2 separate regions of the Homo sapiens genome follow, and region 2 is linked to region 1. The links are chromatin loops, found by intact Hi-C in ENCODE. Cell type or tissue: CD14-positive monocyte. All regions are shown on one strand. Links, peaks and the distances in the headings refer to the core of each region. The heading gives the core; the rest is flanking DNA. Region 1 overlaps OAT (ornithine aminotransferase). Region 2 overlaps CHST15 (carbohydrate sulfotransferase 15).

Region 1 (14,755 bases), core at 2,255-10,254:
GGGCCCACCCCAGACAAGGCATACAGATGTTGTAAAAGTGGCCACATGTCCCTGGAGTGCTCCAAAGACTGAAGACCTCTAGCCTCACAGAGGGCCAGAGTGGTGGAACCCTGCCCCAGCTCTGCCGCCGACATCATGTGAAGTTGGTGCTAGGCAGACTCTTAGCTCCCTTGTCTGTAAAACAGACATCATAAAACCCTAAGGGACCAGGCGTGGTGGCTCACGCCTGTAATCCCAACACTTTGGGAGGCTGAGGCGGGCGGATCACCTGAGGCCAGGAGTTTAAGACCAGCCTGGCCAACATGCTGAAACCCCGTCTGTACTACACATACAAAAAAAATTAGCCAGGTGCGTGGCGGATGCCTGTAGTCCCAGTTACTCAGGAGGCTGAGGCAGGAGAATCACTTGAACCCAGGAGGCAGAGGTTGCAGTGAGCCAAGATCACACCACTGCACTCCAGCTTGGGCAACAAGAGCGAAACTCTGTCTCAAAAAAAAAAAAAAAAAAAAAAACTCTAAGCCCCCACTGACCAAATAGGTCCACCCCAAGCACAGGAATCCACTCTACAGACTTACAAAGCAGCTGCCAGTCACAAATATTATTTTTATTTGTGTAAAGAAGCATGAATTTGCTCCACGACACTCAGACTCAATAAATATCTCATTTGAAAGTTTTTCTAAATAAAATTAAATCTAGCTGAACTCCCTGACACACCCCAACCTGGCCACCTTGCCTGACTGAGGGCCCTCTCCCGACTCAAGCACAGTCTATGTACCACTGAGTCAGCTGCATGTGCAGCCCCAGGCAGGCACCTCACCCACACCGCCAGCCCCTCTGGCCAGCATGTGGAATCAACAGCTATCACTCTGAGTCTTTGCGATCCTAAAAATGACAGACATAGTTCAGGGTCTTTATTTTTTTTTTTTTTCGACCCTGGGTGACAGGGTCTCACTCTGTCACCCAGGCTGAAGTGCAGTGGTACAATCGTGGCTCACTGTAGCCCCAATCTCTTGGGCTCAGGTGATCCTCCTACCTCATGAATAACTCAAGATAGTGGAGGGTACATGTCTTCATCTGCTGGCTGATTCAGTAGGCTCATCTACTCAGCCTCCCCAGTAGCTAAGACCACAGGTGCATGCCACCACTCTGGCTAATTTTTTTTTTTTTTTTTTTTAGAGATGGGGTCCCACTATGTTGCCCAGGTTGATCTCAAATTCCTGGGCTCAAGCGATCCTCTTGCCTCAGCCTCCCATAGTGCTGGGATTACAGGTGTAAGCCGCTGTTGGGCTAGCTCTCCGGTGGCTGAGGAACTCACATTTATTTCCAGAATCTCCCTGGCCACTGATCCTTCATTTAAAACCAAAGCAGAGGCAAGGAACCAACAAAGTTGAATTCCTCTGCAATCAGGACACCTGGTGGCCCTTCTGGGCTCCATTCAGCCTCACAGGACCCCAGCCAAGACTTCTCTCACCAGAATGAAAAACCTGCCAAGCCTCGGAGGGCAGGATCCCAAGGGACAGCCTAAGAAACAGCAACCCACTTTTTCAATCCAAACTGTGAATTGCTTTAGGAGCAATCTGCTAGCTAAGCAAAGCTTTTCCATTTTTCACCTGTCTAAGAGCATTCTTCTGAGTCCTTGAGAGGGGACCGATGGGAATCCCAGCTCTCCCTTCATCCTCGTCACAGAATAATTCACACACAGGAATTCACAGGGCCAAGGCCCCAGTGAGAGGTGAGGGGCCTGCAGTAGGGATGTCCCCAAACTCCCCTGCCTGATGCCAGTCGGCAGCATGACAGGGACGGATGTGTTGCCCCGTAGCCAGTGTGCTGCCCCACAGGCAGGACAGAGAACGATGGGGACCAAACAGTGCCCCGGCAGCCTTAGCCTGCCAGCCCCAGGCCTGTGCCCTTGGTTAGCCCAGCACTGCCCAGCACCTCAGTGCTGGAGGGAGTCTCCCAGGACCCCCCTTGCTCAAGACCCCTCTGTCCTACCTGATCCCAGACCCCCTCTCTCTGCCTCTAGCAAGACCACTGAGCCCTGCTCAGCCCCAGGGCTCCCTCCAGCAGCAGTTGATCACCCCTTTGGCCCCCTCTTTTGCGATCCATTTCCCTCACTCCTAACCAGCCCAGAACAAATGCCCACTGGGGGCCAACCTCCATGCCAGGCACAGTGGGCACAAAGTCAAGTGACTTCCCGTGAACCCACCAGATGCCCACCAAGATGCATTCAGACCATTCTTAAGCAAACCAACTGCTGTCATTACAGGGATAGGAACTTCTCCAGAAGGGTCTGGAAATGACTCTCAGCTGCCATCACTGCTACATGGGACAAGAGAGTATCACGTGCATGCCTGGGCATCCTGCAGAGGGGGTCCCTCCCTGGGCCTGTCTTCATGCTATCCATCAGCACTTTTAAAGGATCCTTCTTCACTTTCCCCAGAACCATGTGCAGTGAGACCACAGGACATGGTGGCAAGAGGTTATCTGGACCAGAGATCTACACAGTCCAACCACCGGAGAGCTTTTCACAACCTCACATGCACAATCCCCACCCATACCCAGAGGCAGAATCATGGGAAAAAGCCCAGCCCTAGCGTGGTGTGACTTGCACAAGTCAGTTAACCTCTTGGAGCCTCAGTTTTCTCACCTGTGGAATGGAGCTAATAATAGACCTTCCAGGTATGAGATGAAATGAGAGACTCTGGTGCTTCACAGCCTTTCTCCTGACAGCGTACCTGGAGAATGTGAATGGATTTACACAGTGCACCGAGTACGTGAGCGAGCCTGCCTCCGGTCACCCCAGGGCTGAAGGGACCCCCATCTCAGGTGCAGGAGGCTGAGGGGCAGTGGTGGGAAGGCCTGATGGCTGCAAAGCACTAGGCAGAGGGCTGGTATATCGGAGGCCCCTCATGCAATGATGGGTTTTGTGGCTCAGCCAGGAGGCCTGGGCTGGGGCTGACGCATCGCCATTGTTTAAGGAGCTCCCCGCCTGACTCTGGAGCAGGTGGTCTGTGGGTCAGGTGTGGACCGAAAGGTTCCAGCAGCTCAGAACCAGCAGGTTCTTCCCCAAATAGGGTCACCAGCTCCCCACTACATGCCACCCCTTCCTGCAGCCCACACACCAGTAGGGTCCTCCCTGCCTAATTAGCAGGCAAATCCCTTTCTGCAAGAACTGAATGGGTCCCTTCTGCTGCGAGGGCTTCCCTCACACTGTCCCTTTGTAGCCGCCCAGCGTCTCAGCCAGGCCAAACTAGGTCCTCAGGTGTTTACTCTCCCTGCAATTTTGACTTTGCCCCTCTGGCTCCCACCTTCAAAGCTTCAAGCAGGGCTGTGGCGGGGGACTCCAATGGGGCTGAGTTTTCTGCTGGAAAAGTGGCTGGCCATGGGCAGGGCCTGGTCTGGCCACCCCAGACAGGGCTGTTTGCAGGGGGCGTGGTGACCCAGACAAACATGCTCTGGAGGTGAGACCACAAACAGCCCGGGCCCAGGGAGGCACTGAGTCCTCGCAAATGGGGTCAGGCGCAGCTGCTGCAGGCCCGACACCGCCCCTCTGCTCACCTGAAGGTAGAGAAGCCTAAAGAAGCTGGGAGGGGCTGCTCTCTCTGGAATGTACCACGGAGGCAGACATTCCTCCAAACAGAAAGGCAAGGCCCCTCCCACCCCAGGAGAGCACACCCGCTCTTCTACAGGGCAGGCTGACAGACCCTCTCCAGAGAGGGCCCTCTCCACCCACCCGGGCAGGAGGGTGGAGTCACAACTCGCTAACCCTAACCCCAGGCAACAGGAACAGGTGAGGGGGATGGGGTAGCAGGGGGCAGACGCTGCCCTCCCCTTACCCCAGGCCTCCAGACATTCTGGACCAGCCCAATCCCCTGGTCACACTTAGCAAACCAGCCAGGCCCACTCGAGGTTGGACAACATGGGGATGAAGTTTCCCTTCACTCCACAACACAGTCCGGGCTGTCCGGGACCAGGTCCAGGTGGATCCAGCCTCAGCACCCCACCTTAAGACTCTGTTAAGAGCTGTCTGAACTCCCTGCACCTGGGTCCTATGAACTCCGGCTTTTCAAGGCTGGCATGGGGATCGTAAGATCTAATGCAAGAACCGGCCCGCCATAAAGGACGGGTGATCATCACCTTCATTCACTCATCAGGCTGAGACTGGGGGAGAGACAGGCACCGGGCAAGTGAGCCCAGGATTAGAAACCAGGCCCCAGTCAAGTGAAGCCAGGATGAGGACATACCCCCTGGGGTGTCCCAGGGTGTCCTCACTTCCCTGAGCCCTCTTAAGTGGAACACCGATTCAGCATCCCCACGCAAACCACTAAAATCCTTCTTTCTCAACAGAGTCTTGTGGGATTGGTGGGCCTGGGGAGGGTACCTTCCTGCTGTCCCATGGCCCTGGCACTTCCTTGCCCTGTGCTGGGGGCTGGGAGGGTGCCTGACCAGACCCTAAGAGGGTTGTTCCCAGCGGGATTCCTGGTACCACCCAAACTCGATGAAGCCACCTGTCAGAGCAGGGCCGGGGCCCCTGTGTGTTTATCAAGCCTCAGGTGATCCCAGAGGGCTCAAGAGTTTGAGGTCGGGGGCAGAGGGAGCTACAGGCAGGACCCAGCAGCCAATATCAACCTCCCCACAGCCCGCTGCTCCCATTTCTACATGAGGACACTGAGACTCCAGAGGTTGTGTGACTGACTGGTCCTAGGTCTCAGAGCTGGTAATTTGCCTCCTGGGATGCAGACACAAGCTTCCACCTGCGGGTGTCACCCCTCCTCAGGCCCCACCTCCCCTCCCATCCACGAAGTCCAAGGTAAGTCCAGGACTGGGCCCTGGGCACCAGCCTTGCCCTTGGCACTGATGGGGTTCAGGACATGGTACCCCAAAATACAGCACCTTGGCATTTGAGGAAACAGCAGAAACAGAAAGGTCGTTTTCACCTCCCACCCTCCCTTCTCCCCTGAAGCAGGACATAAAACCCTCATTCAGGTGTTAGTCTCCCTATACCCAGAAGAAACATCCTCACCTCTGAAGACACAGGGATAGAGGAGACTGTGAACACGCAGGCCTGGCTAAGTCCCTCCATCTATTACCGTTACATCAGACGTTTTTATCCAATCAAACTTTTCTAGGACTATCCACTTTTTTTATCAAACCAAGCATAAAAAACACAGGTTTGGCTGGGTGTGGTGGCTCACGCCTGTAATCCCAGCACTTTGGGAGGCCGAGGTGGGCGGATCACCTGAGGTCAGGAGTTCGAGACCAGCCTGACCAATATGATGAAACCCCATCTCTACTAAAAATACAAAAATTGGCCGGGCCTGGTGGCATGCGCCTGTAATCCCAGCTACCTGGGAGGCTGAGACAGGAGAAACGCTTGAACCCAGGAGGTGGAGGCTGCAGTGAGCCAAGATCCTGCCATTGCACTCCAGCCTGGGCAACAAGAGTGAAACTCTGTCTCAAAAACACACACACACACACACACACACAGGTTTACACATTTCTTTGGGTCTTCATTTCCTTATGAAGGCTCCTGCATCCGGTAAAAATTATATTAAATAAATGTGTATGTTATTCTCTTGTTATATGAGTCCCAGGCAGGAACCTAGGACGGTGAGGAAAAGCTCTTTCTCCTCCTATGGCATCCACACACCCAGGGCCTGCCACTCCTGCCCAGCCCAGGACCGTCACTATCTCAGTGACCAGTGGACAGGGCTCAGCAGGGCCACACGGATCAAGGTGGGCCCCAGCCAGGCAGAGACCAGGCCCCGCATCCTCCCACCCCCTGCACAACTTCGGTCCCCCAATCACCAGGGCAGGTATGAGTAAGGCCATTGCACAGTGGCAAAAACTGAGGCCCGCAAGGGCCCAAGGACCACCACTCAGATCCCTCCGGGCACAGCCCAGCCAGGAGCTCCGGGCAGAGTCCCGGGAGGCCCTGCCCACAGGGTCAGAGCGCCCCTGCCCCCGGCCCAACGGATGCGCCTGTCCAGGATCACCACCTGTCAAGCTCGCTGCAGCGCGGGAGGTGGGGTGGACCCTTCCCTGCCCCGGAGCCCACACCTCTGCACGGTGAACCGAGGCGCTCCGACGGGTGCGCGGACAGCACCTGGCACTGAGGAGGTGAACGTGACTCCCACACACGCGGGACTGAACCAGCGCCCCAGAGTCCCCAGAACACGCATGGGCCCGCGGGGCCGCAGCCCACGCCCGGGACAGCCGCCCGCAGTCTACGCAGGGAGGGGCCGCGGGGCTCTGGTTTCTGCAAGTTCTGAATTGTCTCCAAGGAGCATATTCCAACGTCAGAATAATAAACTTTTACAGAACTGTATTGCTCTGCAGCGCGCGGGGGGACTCGGCCCAGCGAAGAGCGAGCGCCCTACAGGCCTCGGCGGAGGAGGGCACGGTCCCCAGCGCGGCTCCTGGCCCCGCCCACGGCCCCGCCCCAGCTCCCGAGCCCCGGCCTCGCGCACGCGCATCTCGCGGGCTCGCAGGACGGCCGGGAAGCAACGCTTTGCGGGCAGCGCCCCCTGCCGTCCCAACGCGCGTGGGGCCCTATGGCTGCGAGCAGTTCCGGCCAAAAGCCCCAGGACCCGGACTTGGGGTTATTGACTTGCGCGTGGGCGCTGAGTCTTGGAGGGGAGGGGACAACTCGCCACACCCCCGTCCTCTCCCTGGAGCTCGAAGCCCCTTTCTGCTGAAATGGGGCCTCCTTTTCTCGGGAAACTGACTTTGGGGGAAACTAAGTCTCAAGGGGATCTTAAAACCCAAGACGGGGGAATGGGAACCTCACAGGACGTGGGGGCGCTTTTCTGGCCATCTCTATATAAAACCTGCCGGGGGCCTCAGACCCTGGCTCCTCTGTCAGTTCCCAAGACCCGTCGCGCGCCCACCTGAGCCCGGTGCCCACTGGATGGGGGCTCAGGCTCACCTGGTCAGTCCTCACCCCCACCTCCAGAGACCAGGCAGTCATGCCCTTCTAATATGGCGGAGGTCCCAAAAGATTATACCATATTTTTACTGTGCCTTTTCTGTGTTTAGCTATGCAAATACTTAGCATTGTGTCGTAGCAGGCTGTGCCATCTAGGTTGTGTAAGTACACGCCATGATGTTCACATAACGAGAAAATCGCCAAAGGACGCATTTCTCAGAACATACACCTGTTGTGAAACCACCCGTGACTGTTCTGTCCTAATTCAACCCCCTCATTCGATAAAGGACAGAGAGGCATTGAGTTGCCAGAGGTCATCCTGGTTGTCAGAGGCAAAAGCAAAACCGAAGCTCTGAGCCTCGCAGCAACCACCCACGCCACCGCCTCCCGTCATCATCAGGAGGCCTCCCCAGGTTTCTGTCCCAGGGAGCGCAGCCGGTGGACAAGTCCCTTCCGCTCTCTGAGCCTCCAGTAACATGAAAACACTGGCAGGAGACCCTCCATGATTCCAGGATTCCTAGAACACTGGCAGGACACCCTCACCCGGTGATCACTCCCAGGTCACCCCACTGAAAGCCGGCAGCTTTCTGTATGGTCTGCATCCATGTTTTTCTATTTCTCCCAGGAGTAATTACTCCATTTGTTCACAGGTACACGGCTTGGCACTCAGGGGCCATAAATTAAAGAGATGTTGTGATAAAAAGGAAGGCAGGAGAGAGTAGGGGCTGGTGGATCCCACTTGCCCTTCACTGCCGGTCTCAGAGACTGGCCTAGGAGAAAGCCACCAAGATCAAAGGCCCCCAGACCCTGCATCCCCATGGATGTGCAAGCCTGAGCTGTCGGTGGTCCTCCCGAACCCTGCCTTGAGCCATGCTTGGCTATTCCACACAAGGCTTATTTGCAGCAATCATCTGCTGGGCTCTTAAGTATTGTGATGCAAATTATAAAAGCCATTTTAGTTCAGATATCTCATTAACAATTTGAAGGGCTAGGCTGATGTATAGAGAAAAAATCTCATTTGCAAGTTAATCAAAATAAAGGCTGGGGAGCTAATAAACCTCCTCTGAGCCATTATACATGCATGGAACACTGGAGTGAGCCCTGAAATATATTTTAAAGTTTTTTTTCCTAAATGGACTAAGCTGCTTTTAGATATATATTATTCATTTTGATGCCTCCTGCTGGTATTTTAAGAATCCATCCCCCAAGTTCAAAACAAATTGAAATGCTTTTACAGGCCACAGGGGCCTCTTGGCCAAGCTCTTGAGACAAAGGGAGGAGCTGTTCTCAAAGCCCCCAGTCCCTGAGGCACCAGGACCACCTACTGGCTCCCTCAGAAGGTTTGTCCAGCCCATCCAAGGCTCTTGGGCATCACCACTATTTCAATGACCTAAAGCAAGCTTGTGTTTCTGAGCCTTGGTCTCCTCATCTGTAAATGGAAGTAATAATACCTGGAGTGAGACTTAAGGCATTTGAAATAGTGCCTGGCACAGACTGCTGAATAAATGCTATTTATTTGAACCACTGTCTATCCTCCGGGACCAGCCAAGTGGTACTCAATAAACATTTTTGAAATAAATGTACCTATTAAAAAGCCCGCTGATGCCAGGAATCGTGTGCCTTATTCACCAGTAGACGTCAGTGCCCCAGCATGGTTGGGTGAATGACACCCTGCCTCACACTCAATACCCACTTTGCAAGGACTGCACATTAGAATCCCCAGGAGCATTTAATATCCAGGTGCAAGGCCCCATCCAGGAGATGCTGATGTAATTGATTTGAGGTGAGGTCTGGCCATCAATATTATTTTTTTTTTTGAGACAGTGTTTCACTCTTATTGCCCAGCCCAGAGCGCAATGGCACAATCTCGGCTCACTGCAACCTCCGCCTCTTGAGTTCAGGTGATTCTCCTGCCTCAGCCTCCTGAGTAGCTGGGATTACAGGCGTGCACCACCACGCCCAGCTAATTTTTGCATTTTTAGTAGAAACTGGGTTTCACCATGGTGGTCAGGCTGGTCTTGAACTCCTGACCTCAGGTAATCTACCCACCCCGGCCTCCCAAAGTGCTTGGATTACAGCCATGAGCCACCACACCTGGCCGATACTAATTTTTTAAGCAAGCCAGGTGACTCTGAAGTGCAGCTGGCATTGAGCAGCACAGATCTAAACCTATAAATGTCCCCTATATGCCTCCCCCGACCTCTGTGGTGCTTCCCCATCACATACAGATGTGCTGCAGAGAGCATGCTGGGAACTTCACAGTCCTAGTGCTTGAAACGCATTGTCACTTTCACCTCTGTTATTCTGGGTACATCAGATGTCCTATCCCAACCTCAGTTTTCTTATATGTGCAGTAATTAATTTAGATGAGGTATTCTGGAAGGTCAGAATCCAAAGAACAAGTTATCATTAGGGGGTGTGGAGAGTGAAGGTGGTGACTATTTAAAGTGCAAAAATGTACCAAGATTATCATCTTTCTTTTGCACATATCTAAATGTGCATCTGGGCACCACATACTCTGTGAGTTCTCCTCTACTTTGAACCACTCCTCCCCGAAGAAGAAAAATAACTTTTTACCTGAAGAATGTGAGCCCCTTTAAATTATCAGGCCCAGAAAAGTATCTAAAATATAATGGCAGTCAGGTCTCACTCCCCCTTGAGCTAAATAATTACCTCTCGAAGCCCCTTGCCATGCAGCTCTAGACTAACTGAAGCCAAATGGCCACAAAAACGCCATACATCCTGTACTTCAACAATGAATAGCCAATCAGTAACTAATGCCAATTCTCTAGACCAATGAAAATTCCTAATAAATAAGTTTTATAATCACCCCTTCTCCTGATTTTTTTTTCTTTATAAATATTCTCCAGAGCACTCCCCAAGGCAAACTGATGATGTATCCTGGGCTGCAGTTCTCAAGCTTGGCCCAAATGAGAAGATTTTTCTCGGCCCCTTTGCCAGGCACGCAGCAGGAGGCACCCCATCTACTGGGCCTGCCAGGCCGCATCTGGCTTGCACTCCGGCGCAGATCCCACAGCAGCTGCTGCTGCATGCTCAGGCCCTGGTGGGAGGGGGTATGTGAGTGAGCAAGTGTGGGGTCCAGCCAGCCATTCCAAATGCTGGCACAGGGGTGGGCTCCATGCGGGGTTTGCAGCTGGACCAGGTGTGTCACTCCAAGGGGAATGCAGTGGTGCCCAGGCAGGGGTGCCCATGACCCTAAAGCCCCAAAAGAGTGTTACAATGTGCTCATTAGCTCTTTTAGTCCCACCATCCATAGCCCAACAGACGGTGGCATGTTAACAGCTCAGTCAGCCCCTTGCCCCATTCCAGCCCGCAGCTCCGGGGCCAGCTCCGCCCCATCACTACTTTCCATCACATGAGGCATCTGCCCTCTGCCAGTGAAGGGCAGAGGGCCACAGTGTTACAGCCTTGTGAGTACCCATGTTCAGTGAGTCTGGAGTTCTTGTCCGTCAAAGAAGAATGAGGTCACACTGGCAACTGAGGGGTGGTGAGGGCAGAGAAGTTTATTAAGCGACAAAACAGCTCTCAGCAGAGAGGAGACGGGAAGGTGGTCTCCTCCAGTGTGGCTGAGTCTGGGGTTTTTATAGGCACAGGATGGGGGAGGGGCAGGCCATAGGTAGTATCAGAAAAGGCAACATTCAACTGGTCAAAAAGCGTTATTCAGAAAGAACCAATCGGGAAAGAGTGGGCAAATAGGAACAGAAGTTCTCACTCTGGGTCACAGGTTTCATCCAGAACCAACAGTTCAGTCTTTCAGACTTCAGGCTGTTTTTGGCTTGAAGGTGGTGTTTCACTGGGGACCGCCCCTATCAGCCTAGGCATTTTGTCTGCCTCCTGCTATCATGAATAACTTTATGATTATTAATTTTGCCTCAGCTTCTTCCTTTAACTTGACATCCCCTTTGTGATACAGCCAGGCTATCAGCTCTACGCCATCTCTTCCTTATCTAGATGTCACCCTTATCTGAAAGAATCCTTCTCCCGAAGCTTCCTCTCTCCCAAACTCCTCCAACTGTATGTGTTGGGGGTGGGGAGGGGGAGCTAGCAACTTATTTATTGATCTGTAATTCTGTGCCAGGTCCTCCACCAGGAGCTTGACCTACTCCATCTTTTTTAATCCTCCTAACTCCCCTGAAAGGTAGATAGCATCCCACTTCCTCACAGCTAAGGAAAGGGAGTATCTAACCACAGCAGTTGCCCTGATGTTCTACCCCAAATCCAAAGCCTGTGTCTGACTCTCCCTGCCTCCCGCTTCACCACCCCTCCACTTCATCCCCAGGGCACTAAGTGCCGTCAGCAGGTTCCTGCCCACCTGTTCACCACTGGACATAGGCCCTGAGGCCCTACAACCAGTGTGTACTGCATGAGTAAGCCCTAAACCATCAGCCAGAAAGGATTTTCTTTTGTTTGTTCCTTTTTGAGACAGAGTTTCGCTCTGTTGCCCAGGCTGGAGCGCAATGGTGCAATCTCTGATCACTGCAACCTCTGCCTTCTAGGTTCAAGTGATTCTCCTGCCTCAGCCTCCCGAGTAGCTGGGATTACAGGAATGCACCACCACGCCTGGCTAATTTTTTGTATTTTTAGTGGAGATGGGGTTTCTCCACGTTGGTCAGGCTGGTCTCAAACTCCCGACCTCAGGTGATTCGCCCACCTCAGCCTCCCAAAGTGCTGGGATTACAGGCATGAGCCACCGCACCCAGCCTAGGATTTTCTAATAGGATCACGCCACGCCCCTGCTTCAACCCCTTTCTTCAGTGACCCCACTGCTCACCAAATTAAGCCCAAAGGCCCTCATTGTCATTGGCCACCGTCTCCACAACTCCCTGTACTTTCCTACCTCTGGGTCCTCTCTGACTTTTAAAGCCTTCAAAGAATTTAGCAGGAAGATAGCTTTGTTAAAAATCACCTGCCCTAAGGTCATCTCTGGTGAGAATAACTGAATGCAAATTAAACTGACTCATCATAATAATAGTATGTCCTAAGGCAACCTGCAAATGTGGAATCTCCAGTACACACACACAGAGAGAGACTGAATTAGAATCTGCATCTTAAGGCTGGGCACTGTGGTTCACACCTATAATCCCAGCACTTTGGGAGTCCAAGGCAGGTGGACCACTTGAGCTAAGGAGTTCAAGACCACCCTGGGAAACATGGCAAAACCCTGTCTCTACCAAAAATACAAACCAATTAGCCAAATCTGGTGGCACACGGCCATGGTCCTAGCTAGTAGAGAGGTTGAAGTGGGAGAATCGCTTGAGCCTGGGAGGTGGAAGTTGCAGTGAACCGAGATCATACCACTTCACTCCAACCTAGGTGACAGTGAGACTATGTCTCCAAAACAAAAATCTGCATCTTAATAAGATTCCTAAGACAGGTTCTCAACCTTGAATGCCCTGGAGAGCTTACCTGGCCTGGGTGCCACCCCAGTTGTAATTGGTATGAGGAGGCCTCCCAGTAACTGCTCACTCATTTAAACGTAGTCATTCAGTGACAGAGCACTACCCTGACAGAGTACCAAAGACTCAACTCTCATACTGCTAAGAGGTAACTTTTTAGAACCTGGGGGAGGCAGGGAGCAATGTGACACAATTAACTTGAGTTTTTTTTCTTTGAAAAGCAAGTCACTTCTAGGGATTTACTCCATAGAAACACTGTGCACTTTTGCACCATTGTGAAAAGATATGAAGTGGTCACAAGTTTTATTCAAGTCAAATGGTCCCAATATGAGATGAAATTACAGTATACCCATATATGATGAAATACTAATTATTTGAGAATAAGACGGAAAAACATCCAAAATACTCTGTTCAGGTAAAAAAAAAAAAAAAGAAAGAAAGAAAAAAGAAAAAGTTGCAGAACACCACATATAAAAAGGATAACTTTAAAAAAATGATAAATATTAGTATATGCACAGAGAACGCGCTACTTTGAAAGGGAAGTATGAGACCTATCTTTTAGATGTATTCTTTTTATAACTTCTAGTTTTCTGTAGATCAGAGTTGAAATGCTGTTAGAAAACACATGGAATATGCCGGGCACAGTGGCTCATACCTGTAATCCCAGCACTTTAGGAGGCCGAGGTGGGTGGATCACCTGAGGTCAGGAGTTCGAGACCAGCCTGACCAACATGGTGAAACCCCATCTGTACTAAAAATACAAAAATTAGCTGGGCATGGTGGTGTAGGCCTATTGTCCCAGCTACTTGGGAGGCTGAGGCACAAGAATCATTTGAACCTGGGAGGCGGAGGTTGCAGTGAGCTGAGATCACGCCATTGCATTCCAGCCTAGGCAACAGAGCAAGACTCTGTCTCAAAAAAAAAAAAGGAATACAAAAAAAAGAAAACACATGGAATAAATAAATCTCAAAAAGCTTAAAAATGTAACTGATAGGCTGGGCGCAGTGGCTCACGCCTGTAATCCCAGCACTTTGGGAGGCCGAGGCAGGTGGATCACAAAGTCAGGAGATCAAGACCATCCTGGCTAACACAGTGAAACCCCATCTCTACTAAAAATACAAAAAATTAGCCGGGCGTGGTGGCGGGCATCTATAGTCCTAGCTACTGGGGAGGCTGAGGCAGGAGAATGGCGTGAACACAGGACACGGAGCTTGCAGTGAGCCGAGATTGCGCCACTGCACTCCAGCCTGGGCAACAGAGCAAGACTCCATCTCAAAAAAAAAAAAAAATGTAACTGATAACACTGCAGTAATAGCATAGTGACATGGGGAATAAAGAAATCTTGTAACTGAAGAACGTGAGCCCCTTTAAATTATCAGGCCCAGGCCAGGCACAGGGGCTGATGCCTGTAATCCCAGCACTTTAGGAGGCCAAGTTGGGGGGATCGCCTGAGGCCAGAAGTTCAAGACCAGCCTGGTCAACTTAATGAAACCCTATCTTTACTAAAAATACTAAAATTAGCTGGGTGTGGTGGTGCACACCTGTAATCCCAGCTATTCGGGAGGCCGAGACAGGAGAATCATGTGAGCCCAGGAGGTGGAGGTTGCAGTGAGCTGAGATCGTGCCACTGCACTGCAGCCTGGGCGACAGAGAGAGACTCCATCTCAAAAAATAAAAACTAAATTATCAGGCCCAGAGAGGCAATAGAATGAAATCATAGTCAGGTCACTCTCTCCCAAGCTACATAATTACCTCTTGAAGCCAAGTATCTATCAAATGCCATATACCCTGTAGTTCAACAGCATATAGCCAATCACTAACCAAGGTTAGTTCTGTAAGCCAATGAGAATTCCTGATAAACAACTTTTGTAATCACCCCTTCACCTTGTGTCAGTAGAGGGTATAAGAGCAGCTGATCTATCCTTTTTTCTTTAAGAAGTGTTCTCTGGAGCACTCTCCAGGGCAACCTGGAAGTGTGTCCCGAGCTGCAGTCCCCAACCTTGGCCCACCTAAACATTCTATATTAATTTTGCCTCAGCTTCTTCCTTTTAAGGTGAATAATCATCACAAAACAGACATTTGAAATATAAGCTTTATTTTAAATTTAAAGAAGTATTGAAAATAAACATTTTTTACAAATTATAATCAAGCACTCAAAACAATTTAGGAATGTTAAACACTAATTCTTAATTCAAAATAATGACATCCATAGAATACAACCCTGGTGTTGGCCAATATGAAGTTTACTTAATATTAGTATTTTATATACACTTAACCATTAATCCTTCCTAAAATTCAATAACAATGATTTCACTTTATAAGATGAAGCCTTTTATGCAATACCCAGAGATAACTTTTTCAAATATGAAACACTTATACCAGTGAGGAAATTATAAAAACATATATCAAT
Region 2 (14,755 bases), core at 4,279-12,278, 360 kb before region 1:
GGCCTGCAGGGGAGGGCTCTGGCACCTTCTACGACCACATTAGCCGGATACCTTGCCCCTCACTGTCCTCATCTGCTGACAGTGACAATGACTGACTCCTGTCTTCCCACCCACCTATCGGGTTTGTTTTGAGAGTCACGCAGGATCACCAAGAGGAGAAAGTTTCAAAAGGCACAATGTGGTAGAAACGCCCAGGTGGAGACACAGGCCTCATTCCAAGCACACAACTGGTCACAGCACCGTCCTGCACCTTCTCTCTTGGACCAGGGCCTGCCACGCTGTGGGTGCAGAGTAGCAACCACTGAAGATCAGATGGTTGGGGAAATGTTGAAGCCAAACACACATCTAGGGGAAGCTGGGTTAAAAGGCCTAGATTTGGGTCCTAGATCCTCTGCTTACTGGCTGTGACTCCAGAGGAAGGCTGCCTCCCTGAGCCTCAGTTTTCCCAGTAGTAAGCCCCAGGCATGGGAGGGCCTGTGTTAAGGTGTAGTGCCAGGTTGGTGCTGAGTCTACACTGGCTGAATCCATCACTTCCCATCCGTACTCTGACCAGCACACACAGCCTCCTCGGCAGGCTCCACCTGGTGGCTCTTGTCTACCAGGAGGCACTTGGGCAGAGAAGGGAGCCAGGCAAACTGGGTCACCTGGCCGGCTGGGGCCGGGAACCACCAATGCCTTCCTCCTCCTCATCCCTCCCTCAGTCAGGGTGCTGGCCTCAGACAAGCCTTGAAGGCCGTGCACCAAGCTCTTCCTTCCCTGAAAGGAGGCCCCTATCAAAGATGGGACAACACTCCTATTTGGTTCCTCTTGGATTTTCCTTGGACTTTTCCCTCAAGATTCATTCCTGGAGGGGTCCTGCACCCCCTGACCCTCAGGGGACAAAGGTGCACCCTTGCTTCCCACACTAAAGTAGGCAAATCCCCCAGCCATGCTTTAAATTCACCTGGAGACAGTCTCCTGACGATGTCACACATTTTGTTTGTAATTACAGTTGTTTAGGATTCCAATTATATCATTTAATAATGCTGGGGAATTTCCTCTCTTTGCTTTGCATTTATAAATATTGGCTGATTAAGTGAGAGCATGAGTGCCAGCCAAAGAAGTGAGCTCGGAGCCACGAATCCCTGTAAAGGGAAATTATCTCATGGTCATGCACTGGGGGAGACACAGCCAGGCCTGTCTGTTCAGATTCGCCTCTGTGCCCCCGGATCTTCAGAGATTAGGATGTACAGGGAGGGCACCTCTGCTCTGAGCATTTTATGGCCAGCTTCAGAGGAGGAGGGGACAGGGAGGCAAGAATGGCCTTTCTGCTTCTGCTGTTTTCTCAAATGCCAAGCTGTTATATTTGGGGGCAGTGTGCCTTGAACCCCATCAATAGTGATGGCAGTTCAGCATCTTAGAAAGATGCCTGGTGCAACGGATCAAGGTGAGAAGGGGTCTGGGGAGGGGCTGTCTCCCAGAGAGAGGGAAGCTGTGCAGGTGGAGGTTACAATGAAAGGGCCAGTGGCTGAATCAGGGCAATAGCAGAGGGTAGAACAGTGGAGCTCTCTAGAAATACTGGGAAAAAGAGGGAAAAGGACTCGTGGGTGGATTGAATCAGGCATGGTAGGATGATGGGGAAACCCAGTCCGCGAGCACGTTCCCCGATTTGTGTGCCAACCTCGGCATTTGACCCATAATAGCCCTGGCTCTGAGCTGCTGCTATTACTGTTTATGCCAGGACTGAAGGTCCTCCATGCGAGGCCTGCAGGATGGAAGAGCCACCTGCACCAGGAAAGTGTAGATGTGGCACGAAATGGGCCTGGCCTGAGTCACAGCTGCAACTTGATTCGTGTCTGTCAGCACACTGGGCACCCCTCTCTGCTCAGCATCATGATCAGTGCTGGAAGAAACCACAACCCCACCTTGAGGCGTCATGCCAGCGCCCCTTTCCTCCTGCCAGCCCCAGCCCTGAGACCGCCCTCAGGGAGCTGCCTTGAGGACCGGGTGGGCTGCCCTGCCTGCTCTCTCAGACTCACTCCGTAGGGGTCCAGGGCCAAGAGTCACAGCTGAGAGTGGTTCTGGGTCACGAAGCCGGGTCGACAAGCTGTGCTGGTCAAGCCACACACAAATAGAGTTTCTCCGAGACCCTGTGTCCCCTGTGACGGTGGCCACAGAGCCATTGAGTCATTCCCCCTTTGACAATCATGGCCCTCTCCCCGACTGCTCTCTTCATCAAACCCAAGCACAAACACGCACAGGTTTCCCGTTTCTCCGGGTCTCCGTTTCCTTATGAAGGCTCCCTCCCGGGTTACATGAAATTTACGTTAAACAAGTATGTGTGCTTTCTCGCGTTAGTCTTTTATTATAGGTGCCTCAGCCATGAACACAGTAGTGAGATATTCCTTTTCCACTCCTACACTATCTTCTGCTTAAAACCCTCTGAGGGGTCCCATCTCTCTCAGGGTGATGTCTAGACTTCTTCTGAGGCTAGACCAGGTGGTGCGGCCCCATGTGCCACGCACCCAAGCCCCCTGCCTCAGTGCCCCCCATCTCCCACACCAGGCGGCTGGCTGCGTTCTGTATGGTAGGTGGTGCTGACCACTGGGCCTCTGCACACGCTGCTCTCAGTTCCCTGGCCAACTCTCCTTCAGGCCTCAGCACAGACATTCCCTCTCCTAAGAACCTGCCTGAAGCCCCGTTCTCAGGTGGTTCTCTGGTGGCCAGAGCTCCCTGCCCAGCCTCCATCTTCTCTCCCCGCCAGCTGCACAGGAAGGCAAGGACCACACCTGTCCTGGCATTGCTGTGGCCCCAGGACCCAGCGTCATGCAGGGGACATAGTGGCAAGAATGAACGCAGGAATGCAAGACAGACCCATCACAACAGCCTGGTACAGCAGCATTATTACCCCATTGTATGACAAAGCAACTGAGTCTCAGAAAGGCTGAGACAACTGCCTAGAGTCACAGAGCCAGCAAATGGCCAAGCTGGAAACCTGACCCACACCAATGGCTGGTTCCAAAGTGTACTCCTCCTACCTGGCACCAGAGCAGGCTCTGGGGTTACCTGTGTCCCTGTGGCATCTTCCTTGCCAAACTACAAAGTCCAACAGGGCAGCCTGGAATCCCACCTGCTGCCCCTGCATGCTGCCTCCCAGATCCCACGGCCTCTGTAGTAAGAAAGAGGGGGCAGAGCCTCTTGGCCTGAAGTCCCACCACCTGGGGGCTTCCAAGACTCCACAGCAGGCCTGTTGGTGCCTTGCTATGCGAGACGCTGAGCAGAGCAAGGCTTGTAAAGCCACTCTGGAACACGCAGCGGCAATGCTCGCTGCATAAGCCCTGCTGTTGAAGTACACAGCCAGCCCAGGGAGCCCAGCATGGAAAACTATCCCGGGGCTAAAAGGTGCTGAATTCACCAATAACAGCTTTTTGCATTCAAAAAGGCTAGAAATTTACAGACATAGTTCTGAAGGAAGAACAAGAGATACGATTGAGGAATCAACAGAAAATGTTTTTCAATTGAGACTCTGTCAAAGAAGCATTGAAAATCATTGATGGGTAGTTTTTTAAACCAACAAAACAATCCACCGCTCAAGAGAATGCTCTTAAGACAATTTGAGAGTTGGGTGTCCTCATGTCTGCCGATTCTAATTGCTGGGTGTCTTGCTAAATGGTAATCTTCCTAAAGGCACCCTCATCCTCCTGCTGAGGGAGGAGGGGGAGGTGGCAGGTGACCAGCAGGGAGGAAGGCAGGAGCCAGACCAAGAGCCCATCAGTTTTCAGCTTTTACATCCATGAATAATGGGGAACAGCATTTGCACATTAAAACGCTTCTCTCTGTTCCTATGCTGAAACGCAAACCCACAATGCCGCTTGCATAATAACAACAAACCAGCTCCTTCTGCCAGGGGCCAGCTCGGGGGGTACGGGGGGGGGGGGTACACACAGGCATGGCGTTGTTGAGGGTGTTGTTGTAGACGCAGGCGCGCAGTGAATAATCAAGCATGCAATTTTCAAACAGCTGCAGTGCTTCTGTCACTTTCTCATGGAAGTCGTCCGCGGATTTATTCGAACTTGCAAAGTAGAGATAGTCTGAGTACAACCTGTGAATAAAATAAATGCATATTTTTACCACCCATGAACATGCAATCACACCATTTGGGCGACAATGAAAATCAGTGTACAATTACATTATCTAGTTTTCCTGATTGAAGCACAACCACCCTTCTTCTTTCCCTTGCAGATGAGCCACCTCCCTCATCCCTCCGAGCTCCCGCCCTTCTCGTGGCCACCTAAGCTCTTCCAGACCCAGACATGTCTATACTGGCCCCACACAAACCACCAGCCGCTTTTATGGTGTTGCTTGTTCTATCATCTCAGGCAGCCTCTGTTTTCACAGTAACAGGGAGCTTCAAACAATACCAGATTACAAAAATGGTACACTAGCAAAGAGAAGCCATGAAAATTTTATGCACCTTCTCATTCCTCTCTCCTCTACTGAAGGGAACAAAAATAAGAGCATCTGTTGCTCTCACAATATTACAATTCCGCATGAAATTCCCACTACTTTGCATACGCATTCCTGACATTGAAAAAAAAATGATGAGATGTATCTTTCTAGGTTGGTAGGGACCTTGTTTTTAACACGATGTAAAAGCACCCCCACATATGCACAGGAATACCTGCAGACTTACACGTTTACCCGTGGACACAGATCTGTTCCTAGACACCACACACACGTATGGCAGAATGCTGCCGCACGGGAACTGATCGTCTTCCTTGACCCACTTCAGGCTCCTCTGTATCCTCCTCCCAACTAGACCTTAACTTTTTTACCTCCAGGTCCATCTCTGCACCACCCTATTTTAGCAAGAATCCTGCTGTTAAATAAAATGTATGAGAGGCTACTGTTCTGGACTGAGCTTCTGCAATAGGCCCCCACAGGCCAGAACAGAGTCATCTGTGCTAGGTGCCACGTAATTGAACTGAACTCGGAATGGGCCAGTTTCCAAAAAACCAGGGGATACACAGCAACCAGTCAGACGTCCCCTTTGCTTTAACCCTAGAAGGAAAGTCACTCTGAAATGAACAATCCACTCTCCGTTGCCTGTTTTTGCTTCTTCAGCCCGTTTCTGCCTATAAAGCCAGAACCTGGCTGGGCCCACAGGAGCACCTTCGTATTACAGGAATGGGATGCTGCCCTGTTCATGGACCGTGCTAATAAACACCAGTGAGATCTCTAAACTAAATTTGTCAAAATATTGTTTGTTGACACTGCTATGCTGGTTTAGCCAGAATCCCCCACCCTTGGTTAACTGACCACCCTTCTTATCTGATCAGGTTCCTAGTCCACCACCCCCAGGAGATGCCTGGCCACCTGGCCTGTCTCCAGCAAGAATCCCATCGGGTTGGTTTAGCCAGAATCCCCACCCCTTCCCCCTTGATGTTTCCCCTTAGTAATTTTCTAGCCACCAACCCCCTCGCCCTGCTCCTTGGCATTTCTTTTTTTTTTTTTTTTTTTTTTTGAGACAGAGTTTCACTCTGTCCCCCAGGCTGGAGTACAGTGGCGTGATCTCAGCTCACTGCAACGTCCGCCTCCTGGGTTCAAGCGATTCTCCTGCTTCAGCCTCCCGAGTAGTTGGGACTACAGGCGCCTGCCCACCAAACCTGGCTAATTTTTTTGTATTTTTCGTAGAGATGGGGTTTCACCATGTTGGCCAGGCTGGTCCTGAACTCCTGCCTCAACTGATCCACCTGCCTCGGCTTTAAAATCCCTACTTTTCCTAGTTGTATTCGGAGTCTCTCTCCTCTACTGAAAAACTGTCATGGCAGTCCCTATACCTACCACAATGGTCCTGAAGAAGGCCTGCATTGCCATTTTAATAAATGTCAGGGCCAGGCACAGTGGCTCATGCCTGTAATCCCAGCACTTTAGGAGGCCGAGGTGGGAGGATCACTTGAACCTAGGAGTTCAAGTCCAGCCCAGGCAACATAGTGAAACCTTGTCTCTACTAAAAATACAAAAAATTAGCCAGGCGTGGTGGTGCGTGCCTGTAGTCCAGCTATTCTGGAGACTGAGGTGGGAGAATGACCTGAGCCCAGGAAGTTGAGGCTGCAGTGAGCCGTGATCATGCCATTGCACTCCAGCCTGGGCAATGGGAGTGAGAACCTCTCTCAAAAAAAAAAAAAAGAGGTGTTTTTATCTTCAACAGAACATTCAGGGTGTGAGTTTCCTACTCTTTTTTCTCCTCTATCTCTCCTTGCAGCCCTTTTTGTCTGTTTTCAACCTTCCTGCCATATGTCCCACTCTCTTCTTGCACACACACCTGCATCTCTGGGCCAAGGGTGAAACTGGGCTTATGAAAAACATGGCCTACGTGGCTCCACAGGGTCACACTTCTCTCTCCTCAAAGCTCTATACTTTCTATTCCTTCAACTTCTCCAACCTGGCTTCCCCTCTTTCCAGGGAAGGCAATTCTGTGACTCTCATTCTGCACCCATGCATCCAGGTATCTGACATCCATATTTCCGTCTTCGTTTTTTTTTTTTTTGAAGCGGAGTTTCGCTTTTGTTGCCCAGGTTGGAGTGGAATGGCGCAATCTCGGCTCACTGCAACCTCCGCCTCCCGGGTTCAAGCAATTCTCCTGCTTCAGCCTCCTGAGTAGCTGGAATTATAGGCGCCTGCCATCACACCCAGCTGATTTTTTGTATTTTTAGTAGGGACAGGGTTTCACTGTGTTGGCCAGGCTGGTCTCGAACTCCAGACCTCAGGTGATCCACCCACCTCAGCCTCCCAAAGTGCTGGGATTACGGGCGTGAGCCACCACGCCCAGCCGCCATCCATACTTCCAAACGCTCCCAGACCTTCAGCCACATACTACCCTGCAAAAACTGTGCTCCCTTATAGCAGGGTCTGTTGCAAATGCGCCTTCTCCACTGCCCTCCCCTCTAATTGAGGTCATGATATGAGGAGCAGCATTTCTTAGGGACAGGCCCAGAAGCTATCCACCTCCGTAGCCCACCTTGGCACATCGGGTGCCTCTGACACAGCCCTCTAGAATTCATCCACGGCCAATGTCCACAGAGGACACCTCTTGGAAGTCTTGAGCAGTTTGAGATCTACCCACAGAGTTCCTAGAATCAAAACACCCACCGGAACAGGAGTGTTCCATCTACCACAGCCTGGCCAGCCAAACTGTCCAAAGAGACAGTCAGCAAAGGGGCTCGGTGGCCACTGAGTAGATTTCCCCAGATCCACACTCGCCTGAGAATATTCCCCAAGACAACACCACATCAGCTTATTACTGGTGTCCCCAACATCACCTGTGCTATTTTCCTTCTTCAGAATTAGAAGACACATCAAAACTGAAACACGGCATCTGTCGCCATAGGGTCGCTCATGGTTACTATGACCTAAATGGCTGGTCAATAAGTGCCAAAATCAGACACGCGTGAACCTTCAAGCAAGGTTTGGCTGTGTGCACTGAGGGGTGCCAGGTGGCAATTGGTCTGAGGGGTACCCTTCCTGGCTCACACATTTCCTATGAGTCCTGTCAATAATATGGCTCAGCCCAAGAAACTACGTCAATGAAAAGTAACAGATGCTTCTGAAACTGTCATAAAATCCCACGTTAAATAAGTATTCGAAGCCCAGTTTTTACCAAAGATGCCCACAGAACTACCCAAATTGTTTGGTGGAACTGGAATTCCATCACATAAATTACCTCACACAAACCCAAACACTGGCTGAAGGTTTCCATACTGAGAATTTTCTTTGTGGTAATAACATTTCTTGCAGATATTTGGCTCATAAATAAAACAAAAGCACCTAAGCTTGTCTTGATTTTAAATACAAAGTCACTTCATGAGGAATCTGCTGATTCCATACAATTCTTCAGAGATCAAGAAGTAATCCCTAGGAAAAACTGGGACATACCTACTGTTCCAACCAGGCAAGCCCACCCCTAGCAGGTGAAACGGCTGATTTTCATCTGTTTGAGGTGGGTTAAAGTGAACTCACTACCTCACTTCCTGTGAGTCACATGTACAGCCTTTGAGAGCCAGGCCACGCTCCTTCCTCGGCTGGATGAAAAGAGACTCCTTTGGCCTCTCAGTCACCTCTGGGTACTTTGGATCTGCTCAGAGAACTGGCAGTGGGCTTTGGGAGCCCCTCGAACCCCACTGCGAGAAACTATGCTGGGTCCCTGGCATCCTGCTGTGTCACAGACATCTGAACAGGGACTAGATTCACCACAAGCCATGGCCACCATCTGGATTCCGTAGTTGGATGGATAGTGGACACCAAAGAATTATGTCCAAGTCTGAAGCCCAGCCCCTGTGAATGTGACCTTTCTTGGAAATAGGGTCTTTGCAGATGTCATTAAGTGTAGGATCTTAAGACGAGATCCTCCTGGATTTACGGTGGTCCCAAATCCAATGGCAGGTGTCCTTATAAAAAGAGGAGAGGACAGACAGCACCACAGAAAGACGGAGACAGAGCCTGGAGTGCGGCGTCTATGAGCCAAGGAACGCCAAGGACTGCTGGAGGCCACCAAGAGCTGGGAGCAGGGGACGGCTTTTATCCCTTAGGGCCACCAGAGGGAACCAACCCTGCAGACATCTTGATTTAGGACTTCTGGCCTCCAGAATCATAAGAGACTACATTTCTGTTGTTTTAAGAAGCCAAGTTTGTGGTGATTTATTATGACTGCCCTAGGAAACCAGACAGATTTTAAACCCCAATTCTAAGGAAGACCAATTACTCCAAGGAGTTATTTTTGCCAATACTTCTCTGCCACCCTGAGACCCTGGAACAGTGGCCCTGAGGGTAGGGGAGGACTGGGGTCATGTGGCCACATTTCCCAGAAGGAAGCATGAAGGAAGGCAAATGCGGACAGGAGCACTTCCCTTCAGGGGAGCACTCAGACAGGGGAGCACTGAGACGGGGGAGCACTCTTTGGGTTCTCCCCAAGAATTAAGCGAATGCTTCCTAAGATTGTCTTCAAGTAACAAAGCTATCATTTCCCCCTTGACTACTCTCCAGGGGAAAAGAGTGAGTTAATAATCTTGGGTGGGGGAAAGCCACTCGGATAGGTTAAAGCCACTCAGAAAATGCTGAGAACAGCAAACATATCAAGAACAAGTATCCACTGGACGTCAAAAGGCCAGACAGGCACACTGTGGAACAAGATGAAACGTACAGAAACAAACTGAAATGTCTACCTTTTAGTCTTCAAAATCCACTATCCCATGAGGAAGTGGGGGAAGGAGACCAATGTAATGGAAAACACACAGCTCACGATCAATCATCACAGAACTGCAGGGGCACGGATGCAACCCCAGGATGCATTAACAGGGGCACGGCATGAGGAATGTGGGAGGGTGGAGCCAGGCGACAGGCAGCTCACGGCCTCAGCGGATGCTTGCTTTCAGTGCTGGGCACCAAACCTGGCTGCTCTCCCTGGAGATGCAAAAACTCAGCAGGAAGGAGCCCAGTCCCGAACTCCTGAAGGACTGACCAGCGGGCAGAAGGTTCGGGAAGAAAGCCTGGTTGCAGGCAAGGGGAAATACCTCCAGTCAGGGCAGGCTAACACGAGGGGATGGTCCTAGAAGGCAGGAGCAGCCTAGGCTGGAGGGAAGGAGGGCTCCAGGATAGCGTGGGGGCCAGGGGACATCATACCCTCCCAGCCCTGAGTTTCAGGGCTGCCCAGCCCCCTCCAGCTGAGCCACCTCATTTTCTTACTCTCAAACCATCCCGAACAGATGGGTATTACATTTGGCCAGGACTGTTTCCAACGACAATTCCAAATATAAGTCCAAATGCATTCCAGGCCTTCTGTGCTGCGGTTATTTTAGAAGGCTGTCGGCGCGGCCCCTCACACTGGGCCCGTGCTCATGGGGTACTGCTCAGCCCCTTTCCTGTGCAGTGCAGGGGTCCTGGGACCCCTGGAGGAGCGGTGGGATGGGAAATGTATGTTAGGGGGCATAGGGCTCCATCAATCCAGTGCCTCTGAAAGTGACCATGTCTCTCCCCAAGGGACAAAGGAGAGGCCAGCAGTGGCAAGGCCCTACTATGTAAAATCTGGATGATTACAGCCAAGACCACTGCTGGATTCATTCAGGGACACTTACAGCCAAGACCACTGCTGGATTCATTCAGGGACACTTACAGCGTGCTGTTCTGAGCCAGCGAGCAGAGGTTGGTGAGTTGATCACTATTAAAGCAGGAGCTGCTGCTGCTCCTCCCGCCAGGGCTCTGTGTGATTGCTTTCCGGGTTTAGTACCTGCAATGTTCTCAGTTTCCACTCCTGATGTGGATGCTGGGGGGTAGGGAGGGCCACCACCACCATGCCCTGTACAGGGTGCTGCATGCATGCTCTGCGTCTATCTTCACAACCCCATAATGAGATGTGGGCCACCCCATTTTACTGGGGGAGAAGGCTGACACTAGAGAGGTTAAGGAGTTTGCCCATGGTCACGCAGCCCAGGAAGCTCCAGGGCAGGGCTGGGACCCAAACAAACCCAGGCCTGCCTGACCCCAAAGCGCCTCACCCAGCTGGATGTGGCCCCTGCCCTCCGAGCTTAGGCAAGGAGACGAATCCACGGCTGACTAGAGTGGGTGCTGGCCGTCTGCACTGATAGTTTTCGGGTTTTGTTTGTTTAGGTGTTTTTATTATTTTAGGTGCACGGTGATTTGGAAGAGAAAGTCAATTCTTCTCCAGAACTACTTAATAAGTCACAGGAGACTGATAAACAATTACAAATGTAATAGAGTGGCAAATAAACACTTAGGATAAACGTGAGGAACTCCAATGCCACGGTCGGGAACAGCAAATGTGTTTACGGAACATCACATCCGGCATCTAGAAAAGTGACAGCAACAGCAAAAGGGAATTCAGGCATCTATCATGAAGCCGGAACACACTGCGGGATCTTGTATCTCTTGGAAAAGCTAATATTCCTTGGTGATCGCAATAGCTCATTAGAGTTTGATGGTTCCTGTTCCTAAGTGATGATGTGGTTGTTCATCGGCCTGGCCTCTATGTGGAGAACTCTGCAGGACCTGGCTCCAAGGCCACTAGTTTGGGAAAACCTCTCCCCATAGTGGGTTCCTCCTCCTTTTGTATTTTTGTTCATATCGTTTTTATATTGAGAAATGATCCACGTACCGTAGCATCCACCCATTTAATGTGAACAATTCGCCAGTTTTTAGTATACACCACACAGCTGTGTGAACACCACCACTCCCCAGTCCCAAGATGTTTTCATCACCCTGATGAGCGACTGCTGGTTCTAACACAGCAGTTCCCACAGGGACTCATGTCAGAAGTCACTGAGATCACCCAGCTCAAAAGGCACCCAAACGCACAAGCTTCAATCTCAGCTTCAGCTCAGACAAGGGCAGGCGCTTGGTGGCCTTGAGCTCTGACATGTCCTCCAGTTACTGCTCCACGTATGGGACTTCTCAGAGGGCCACCTTTGAGAAAAGATCCCAAGCTGGTGCTGAAGTTGCAGGCGGCTGGGAGCAGGTGACCATCCCTGGGCTGGCTCACCCCGGTGACGCTGGCCCCACCTCCCCGTGCTCCTCAAACACCCCCCAACCCCCCAGCTGGCTCCTCAATGACAGTTACCGGAACGGCCCCATTTCCTCAGGCAGGAGGACCCGAGATGGGGACACACTCATGTCCTCCAATTCACCCTCAACAACATCTTGCAGTGCTGTGGCCACGTGAGGGTTGTAATGAGAGGGAGCCAGGGCACCTGGCCTTGTTATTCTCCATTTGCTGGCATCCGAATTTAAATCACTGATCAATAATTCCCAGCCTGTGATATGGTGCCATCAATAATGATTATATATTTTTTTCCTACCAGGAAAAAAAGGCCATTTAATGTAGCTGAGACGGAGCCCTTTTGTTCCACTGAATCACAAACTGTGACTGTCTCATCAGGAGGCTGGATGAGACAGGACTGGCCAGGCCAGCTGATCTGGAGGGAATGTCCAAGGTCACCTTAGACTGAACACAGGGGTGACACTGGTGAGGCTCATTTTCTGCCAGTTACAAACATCCATGTTTGGTCCTAAAAACGCCCAAATGAATGGCAGGTGCCCTGTTTGTTGGGGCCATTCTATTTCCTACCAGGCCCTAGGTTCCTTGTGCACGAGTGGGGTTCCCAGCCCCTCTTTGTTCCTTCCAGAGCATCCAATCACAGGGCCCCGGTAACTGTTCACAGACTGGGAGGCAGCACTTCTCAGAGGCGACACCAAGCATCCCTGACATCTCCGAGCCTGGCGTGGTTTACAAAGCACCTTCTCGTGATTCACCAGTGACTCTCATGGCAGATGTTTCTACAAGCAAGAAAACTGGGGTGCACTGAGGATTGGCGGGCTACCCCTGGTTATAAAGCCAGGCGCAGGGTGTGGGCCCCTCACTGCAGGGCAATGGCCACTGCACACCGGGGCGGGGCCAGTATGTGACATGTGCTGCCACCCCCTCCTTCAACAGCGTCAACCTCACTAAGCAGCCCAGAACTCCGGGTGAGACAGGTCCCTGAACTGTGGCTGCCCCAGGGTCGTTTCTAAGTGCCCTCCCTGATCCCAGCCCAGCGGGCACACATCTCACCTTAGGATCTCTGCAGATACAGACACAACGGAGCTCTTTTTCCCTATAGTGTTCCTCCTGCTCGGAACCGTCCTTTCCAAACAATCATGTGGGAATACACAGGACTGCCAAGGACTTCACAAACATTTCCCCAAAACATAAACAGTGTTCAGCACTTGGGAGTTTTCAGCTTGGTGGTTTTTCTCCCACCAATAACAAGATGTGGCGCCTCACCAGGCAGTCCCTCCTGAACAGTCTTCAGAGAACCCCTTCACAAAGACCCGAGCTGTCCTTCTGGCCTGGGCGCTGCCAGCTCTCCCTCCCCGCTCTGTGATCGAGGCCAACCCCCTTGACCTCAGGTGGCTCAACAGCTCAGTCCTATTAAAGTGACCTCGTGCCGCTTCCAGGGCCCATATCAAGGTGTGTCAACAGGCAGCTTCTGGGAAGCAAAATGCCTGAACCCACCAGGAATCAATAGGCAGCTTCAATAAAGACACCGCACTACAGTAGTCCTCACAAGGACCCTTGTAATTCTTAATCTTCCAAAATCTTAGAGGAAAGGAAAGAGTGAGAGCTGGAGGGAGAGGTGAGAAAGAGAAATCGATCCGTGGCTATTGCTGCAACCTCTACATCCCCACGGCTTTCTCCTCATTCCGTCTCTTCTCCACAGAGGCGTTCTCCTAATTTCCCTTTGAGATGGTTTAAATCAATAATGAATCCCTCAGTGCTAGGAACAGCCTGCGTTTTAATCCTTGTGCAAATCTGTTCTAGAGAAAACATCGCATGACATTCCCAGTGCCAGGCTCTCTTCTGATTGAGAACACATCCAGGGCTTTCAATCAGTGCTTCTAGGGGCTGGGGGAAGTTGAGCTGTTTGGAGAGGGGCTTCCGGTGCTGCCTGAATAGCAAGAGAGATTCTCAAGTCAAAGTTCCGCTGCGGTTCGAAGGCATGAATCCGGCTCAGCTCCCTTCTGTGTGTGCTGGCTTTTGCCCTAGGGCGGGCATCCTGCTCCCTCTGATGTGGAAGTAGGTGAATGAGGTGCATCCAGGCTTAGGCATCCACAAATACCGGGTCCTTCCTATTTACAGAGCTTTGCAAAACTGGGGAGCCATCCTGCTAATAACTCACAGCCCAGTCCCTCCTGGGAACGAGCCTCAGCTGAAGAGACCACCAGCAGCAACCAAGGTTAAGCCTCCACAGGTGGTCCTGTCCAATGATGGGTGGATGGGAGAAGCCTCACCCAGAGATAGCTCTGAGGGGCTGCCCCAGCTCAGTCATTTACATGAAGCCTGGCCCTACTCCCTCAACTAGACAGAGGCTCCATGAGAGCAAACGGGATGGATTTTCCTCTCCTATGTACAGCTTGCATCTAGCACATCAAGGGTGTTCAATAAATACAGCCAGGCGTCACTTAACAGCAGGGATATATATGTTCTGAGAAATGCATCAGTAGGTGATGTCATTATGTGAATGTCATAGAGTGTTCACAGAAACCCAGATGGCACAGCCCCCTACACACCTAGGTGGCGAGGTACAGCCTACTGCTCCTATGCTGTCAGCCTGTACCGCAGGAATCCTGTGAGCAGTTGTAACATAAGAGTTAGAATTTATGTATTGAAGCATAGAAAAGGCACAATGAAAACACGGGATTATAACTTTACGGGGCCACCATCATATATGGGGTCCACTGTTGACCAAAACTTGGTTATGTGGTTTGCAACTCTGGGGAGTGAGTAAATGAGTGATCAGTTTATTGTTATTATTAGTAATAACTGATACCTAATAATAATAATAGTTACATATTTTCCATTTGTCAAGCACTGTTTAAACACGTTACTACAAATATTAAGTCATTTAACTCTCACTACCCTGGAGGTAGGACTATCTTCCCCCATTTTACCGATGAGAAAATAAGGCACAGAGAGGTTAAGTTTCTTGTCCCAGTTTACAGAGCAGTAAGTGACAGGGCTGGGGTTCCAATGCCTGTGTTCCTGCCACCATGACCCCGGTACACCTCCCAGACACTCAGCGGGTGAAAGCTGTGCACCACCCTGAGGCCCCCTCACACACTCTGCAGACAGAGTGAAACTGATGAAACCAGGATTCCTGCCCAAATGTTCAGCCCTGCTATTCCTCTGTGTCCCCATGAGTGACTGCCTATAACAGAATCCATTTCA

Evidence for each region. Hi-C counts contacts between places; a loop is a spot of excess contacts. Peaks named below come from ENCODE experiments on the same cell type or tissue, not always from the same donor. Only the 100,000 strongest peaks of a DNase experiment are listed, where the experiment ranks them.
Region 2: a loop joins it to region 1, with 3.0 times the contacts of the local background. A loop is called at or near these places in 13 of 110 quality-filtered maps.

What each region holds. Positions count from the first base shown.
Region 1 is chr10:124,382,884-124,397,638 of GRCh38, forward strand. It overlaps OAT (ornithine aminotransferase), which reads right to left. Exons shown (of 10, transcript NM_000274.4): 10 at 14,420-14,755. Among named protein-coding and RNA genes, the nearest start is that of OAT, 29 kb to the right of the region's middle. RefSeq lists a silencer at 6,334-6,623. In CD14-positive monocyte, for the core only: CTCF peaks have their summits at 4,769, 6,516 (motif pointing left), 6,726 and 7,847; a DNase peak (open chromatin) is centred at 6,478; H3K4me3 peaks cover 1,112 bases; H3K27ac peaks cover 649 bases; H3K27me3 peaks cover 1,209 bases.
Region 2 is chr10:124,017,332-124,032,086 of GRCh38, forward strand. It overlaps CHST15 (carbohydrate sulfotransferase 15), which reads right to left. Exons shown (of 8, transcript NM_001270764.2): 6 at 3,925-4,081. Among named protein-coding and RNA genes, the nearest start is that of CHST15, 69 kb to the right of the region's middle. RefSeq lists enhancers at 3,000-3,505, 3,506-4,012, 8,143-8,312, 9,018-10,014. In CD14-positive monocyte, for the core only: a CTCF peak has its summit at 8,554 (motif pointing right); DNase peaks (open chromatin) are centred at 8,040 and 8,570; H3K27me3 peaks cover 1,035 bases.